Regions from separate parts of the Homo sapiens genome. Here region 2 is linked to region 1. The links are chromatin contacts, found by Hi-C or POLR2A ChIA-PET in ENCODE. All regions are on one chromosome and are shown on one strand. The core of a region is the stretch at or near the end of the contact, and the rest is flanking DNA. Distances in the headings are between cores, read along the strand shown. Region 1 overlaps CTTNBP2 (cortactin binding protein 2). Region 2 overlaps CTTNBP2 (cortactin binding protein 2).

Evidence for each region. Hi-C counts contacts between places; a loop is a spot of excess contacts on that map. ChIA-PET counts read pairs that join two places held with the same protein, here RNA polymerase II (POLR2A). Pooled maps may share reads with other maps.
Region 2: a map with no recorded cell type shows a loop between it and region 1 (2.5-fold over the local background). The contact joins two enhancer-like sites. A Hi-C loop is called at or near these places in 7 of 37 single-sample maps with no recorded cell type and 4 of 50 pooled maps. POLR2A ChIA-PET finds 5 or more read pairs at or near these places in 6 of 52 experiments (A673, GM12878, H1 and 3 more).

What each region holds. Positions count from the first base shown.
Region 1 is chr7:117,790,929-117,793,628 of GRCh38, forward strand. It overlaps CTTNBP2 (cortactin binding protein 2), which reads right to left. Exons shown (of 23, transcript NM_033427.3): 4 at 200-1,853. Among named protein-coding and RNA genes, the nearest start is that of CTTNBP2, 81 kb to the right of the region's middle. Within about 2 kb of position 1,348, at least 2 of the 41 ENCODE cell types and tissues checked have a DNase peak (open chromatin) inside an H3K27ac peak, as active enhancers do.
Region 2 is chr7:117,833,841-117,836,540 of GRCh38, forward strand. The region is part of intron 2 of CTTNBP2 (cortactin binding protein 2); the gene reads right to left. Among named protein-coding and RNA genes, the nearest start is that of CTTNBP2, 38 kb to the right of the region's middle. Within about 2 kb of position 1,323, at least 2 of the 41 ENCODE cell types and tissues checked have a DNase peak (open chromatin) inside an H3K27ac peak, as active enhancers do.

The sequences.
Region 1 (2,700 bases), core at 98-2,597:
AATTCATATAGCAAGATGAATCACCATACCCTGGAGCCTTTAAAAAAAATACAAAAAAAGAGAGAGAAAGAAAAGAAATGGGGGTGGGGGGAAGCATCAAATTTAAAAAAAAAGTTTCAAGGCAATGTGAAGAAAATCAAGGCAAGTGAGAAGAGAGGCCATATTCTTTAAAAAGCGTATAACATTTCAATCCCTTTACCTGATGCTGTTACCAGGAGGCTGTCTGAGGCACCTGGTCTACAGGATGAGGCACTAACGGGGTTTATGGAAGAGCAAAAGGCAATGGTGGTAGGAATGACAAGGGAACTGTCTGAACATGCAGGTTGGTTCAGTCCGGGGGTTGCAGCAGGCCAGGCACCCACCTGAGACGTGGCCAGGGCTGAAACGGCACAGCCTGCAGGTGCCACAGTTAAATCTATGGATGGTTTTGGTGGCAGCTGAGGGGAGGATGACTTAGGAAGGTTCTCCTCATTGATCACCCTGTTCCCTTGTGGCAAACTGGAAGGAGTCGAAGCCACAGTTTTGTTATCAACTTTGGCCCCTGTGTTCGAGGCCCTGCTGCTGTCTATAATAACCTTGAGTTGGGGGTGTGGTGGAGAAGGAGTTTGGGAGAGCCCTGGCTTTTTTGGAGGGATAGGAGGAGGATTTCCTCTGTCAACTCGTGCTACACCATGAGTCTTTAAACTGGTCCGACCAACTGGAGGGTGGGTGCCAACATCCCCTGTTGGGGGCACTCCAGGCCTTGAGGGAGCACCTGCTTGAGGGCTTGTAAATCTTGACAGTGCTTGGGTCACAGTATTCCGAGCTAGTTGTTTGGCCACTAGGTTGTCACGACTTGTAGGCGAGACATCTCTTGACGGAGGACTTTGGGTAGTATTTCCATTTTGGTCTGGGTCGTTAGCATTGCCCTGAAATCTAAATCTAGCTGCTTGGATTCGTGGGTTTAGACCTGGATGCAAAGAGGTGTTGGCACATGGTGAATGTAAACTGTGCATAGGTGGAGCTTGCGAGTTCTGAGGAGCTATGCCTGGTGTTTGAGCGGTGGGAGGGGCAGCGTTACTGGGAAGTGGGGGTGTGCTACTGGTTGGATCTGGTGTTGAGCCAGTGCTTGGTCCATTTTCCTCAATTTTGTTTGCACTTGGAGGTGGGAAAGCGGGTACAGAAGCGCCAATCAAGTCACCATAGGAAGCCTGCCTGTCAATACCTGGTCTGGCCATGGTGGCACTGGTGCACACGCTCCCTTTTGCATTTGCAGAAACTAGGGGACTCCCTGTGGAAGGTTTTACAGGCATGGTTAAAGGCAACTTTTTCATGTGGTCAGCATTTTCTGTCACTAGGTCTGTCTGGCATGCAACAGACCTTGTCACAGTTCCTTCTGTTCCCACAGATATGGAAACCAAACGCCTATCTTTTGTCTTCCGTGGAAGAGAGAGGCTTGGTTTGCTGTCACTTCCCCTTTTCAGTTGCTCAATCATTTTCCTCATCTTGTCTATCTCCTCTTTGAGGTCAGTGGTGTGTGCTTCTTCCCGGTTCAGCTTGGCACGAAGCTGTTCCCGCTCAGTGTCAAACTCAGAGAGTTGTTTTTCCATCTGAGCTTCCATTTCTGTGCTTCTTCGTTTCTCAGCGGAGAGTTCCTCTTCTAATTCATTCGTCTTTTTCTTTTCCTCTTCCAGTTTGGCCATTACGTCTTCGAGCTTCTGGGCCTCCTCTATGACTTTGCCTGAGAGCTGCTTGCACTCTTTGACCAGCATCAGGACCACCTGCTTGTTCTTGCCACGCTCTTCCTCAAGGCGGGCAGCCAGCTTCTTGTGCTCTTGCTCAAGGGCTTGTAGCTGAAGCTTCTCCATTTCCAGCTGAAAGAAATTCACAGGAAAACCCTGATTAATATACAGAATTTTCTTTTCACCAAGGAAATGCTTTTTGTGAGATTTTTATTAATTTTCTAACAATTACATAACTCGGGTTAGCAAAAACGCCACATTTTCAAAAAGTGTTGTGATAAGAAATATTTTAAAGACACATTAAAATGAGAAAATAGACGTAAATGGCTTTATAAAGACATCTAAATTACAACAATAGAGAATTTTTAAAGTCTATTGAAGTTAACTACAGAAAAAGAGAACAATAACCAGATGCTTTAAATCACAGCACAGGGATCAGAAAGGTCTATTTTTGTAAAAACACAGCTCTGTGATGGAATTGGTGATATTTTTAAAAAAGGTTTAATGCTTTAAAATTATTAATCTCTGAGGTAAAGTATCATGAAAAGTACTGAAAACCGAGGACTTCAGTTAAATTCTAAGCCCCCATGTTTGCTAATTGTATTACCTATCTCAGTAATGTAACATCTTTGAGCTTCCTATGATGAGTTGTTGTGGAAATCATATAAAATTATATATGAAAGAAAGTTCTTTGAAAACTCTAAAGAGCTAAAGAACGATCTTATTAGAACTACATTTGGTGTCAGTGAACCTGGAGCCTGACCTTGTCTCCTACTTTGATCCTGCTTACTCCCTTAGCTTCGCTGGATGCCCGGAGTTTCCTAAACATGGTCCTGCCTCGGGGTCTTTGTCCTTGCTGTTCTCTCTGCATGGGATTCCCACCACACACCTTCCCGTAGCGCTCCTGCAGTAAGCCATGTGCGCATGGCACAAGAGTGACCTGTGGGAGGGTGAGTAGGAGCAAAATTCCAGCCCTCTC
Region 2 (2,700 bases), core at 73-2,572, 43 kb after region 1:
TGAGTTAGTACTTAATGATCAGCCTTGCTGCTTTGAAATAGAGATTCTCAATTAAGAATTTCTCAGCTGAAAGAAAAAAATGTTAATCAGTAATAACCTTAGATGCTGCTTACTCACAGTCCTTTAAAAAATATATACATAGACAGACAACATCTTAATGGTGGCTTAGCTAGTAAAATATATTCACTTTGGAACATATTTTCTTTTTTCTTTCTTCTTTTTTTTTTTTGAAATGTAGTTTTACTCCATTGCTGCCCAGGCTGGAGTGCAGTGGCACAATCTTGGCTCACTGCAACCTCCACCTCCTGAATTCAACCAATTCTCCTGTCTCAGTCTCCAAAGTAGCTGGGACTACAGGCACCTGCTACCACACCTGGCTAATTTTTGTATTTTTAGTAGAGACAGGGTTTCACCTTTTTGGTCAGGCTGGTCTCAAACTCCTGACCTCAGGTGATCCATCTGCCTTGGCCTCCCAAAGTGCTGGGATTACAGGTGTGAGCCACCATGCCAGGGCTGGAATGTATTTTCATATGTATATTTGACTAAGGGTATGTGATACAATTTTGGAATTTGCAATACAATACCTGCAACAAACAGAGAAGACAATCTGACTCTGAACTGAGAACTTATGCTAATATCCTTTTTTTCCCTATTTATGACTCCTTTACCACTCACCCCAGTTAGGAAATGATGGGAAAGTGCAGATCTAAACAAACTAATCTTTCTTCATTCTCAAGAACGTCAGTTTAGTATTTAAATCCTAAATTGTTAGAATTCTAGTAAATACATAAAGAAAAGAATATGTACCTAACTCATTTTTAAAAGTACTCTAATACTTTTAGTATTGATAAATGAACACACTTTACTTTTTAGTGCGAGTCATAAACTTCTCCATTTTACATTAAGAGAAATCTTATTTAGAACATTCAATATTGCTTTCAAGAAGTGATGAGATTTTATAATTTATTCTATTTTGTTTAAACATAGGGATAGAAATGCATGTACTAATTCTTTAGTCCACACCGAAGGTGCTAGGTTGGGTTTACTTACTCAAAACAAAATAATTCTGGCCCTTCAAAAGCTACACAGGAAAATTGCTTCAGGTTTCATTTGTTTACTTAGAGTTGCCTCTTGGAAATGCCTCAAAATGATGCAGCAGTGTTCCAATTTTCCTAAACTCTTCAGATAATTGCCAGCGTCAATAAAAGCAAAAACAGCTTGCAGTGCACACCTCCGTAGGTGGAATTCTAAACCTGAGCAGCTCAGCTGCCACACATGAATGGATGCTCTCAACACTAAGCCTCCCACAGGGGACGGCTGAAGTTGCAGTTTAAAAGTGTTTGCAGAAATAGGAATGAGTCTCTCTCTGAGCCCTAAGGATGGCATGGTGAATTATCAGTGTGTCTTGTCCACATGAAAGATATGCACACTAATTCATGTTTAATTAAGTTTAGACCAAAGCTGACATCTTATATGTTTTAAGTTCAGCCTAAAGGTTTCTCTGTATGTAGTGAACTGTGACCCAACTTAATGTGTAAACAGACTGGAACCTACTTTTCTAACAAGTAGCCAAGGCTCAGCCAATCACAGCAGCCAAACTTCAGTCAACCACAGGGGGTCAACAGTTAGAAGCAGATTCAAACAAGGCAAACACTCAGCTGTAACCTATCCAGCTGTTTCCCTCACTTCCCTTTTCTCTCTCTAGTCACTTTCCTTTTTCTGTCCATAAATGTTATCGACCATGTGGCCACTCTGGAGTTCTACCAAACCTATACTGGTTCAGGGGCTGTCCAATTTGAGAATCATTCTTTGCTCAATTGAATTGTTAAATTTAATTTGTTTAAAGTTTTCAACACGCATTCGTCTTGATTAAAGCCAGAGGGTCTGGTCGTGCATCTGGAAAGAGACTGGAGATTATAAGGATGCAGAGCCACATAATTCAGTCCACAACGGGGGCTCTGGTTTTCAACTGCCTAGATTTGAGTTTTGGCTCTAAAGTTCCTAGCTCTGTGATCTCTGCCAAGTTGCTAACCACTCTAAGCCTCAGTTTCTCATGTGTAAACTAGGTAATAATACCTAATATTAGTAATAATACCTACAACTAATACCTAAGTCACGGGATTACTATAAGGCTTAAAGAAGTAACGTACAGCACAGGCCATGTTGCCTGACACAAGGAAAAGTGTCGAGTTCTGTCACTTTCAAGAAGAGGGAATAGGATAATTGATATCTCCCTATGAACTACCACCCAGACTAAGTCTGAGCTGGAGGACTGGACAGGGGAGGCTTCATTACCAAGACTGTTGTTTCCACCTTCTCACGCTACTTCAAGTTTGAAGCACAAGCCCATTCTTGGATTAGTAAATTGAGAACTGTTGCTACTTTCTTAGCATTTCATGTCCCCTTCCACCCCACTTTTCTTTTTATAAAACTGAAGACAGTGGCTGGGAGCGGTGGCTCACGCCTGTAATCCCAGCACTTTGGGAGGCTGAGGTGGGCGGATCATGAGGTCAGGAGATCCAGAGCATCCTGGCTAACACGACGAAACCCTATCTCTACTAAAAATACAAAAAATTAGCCAGGCGTGGTGGTGGGCGCCTGTAGTCCCAGCCACTCCGGAGGCTGAGGCAGGAGAATGGCATGAACCCAGAGGCGGAGCTGGCAGTGAGCTGAGATCGCGCCACTGCACTCCAGCCTGGG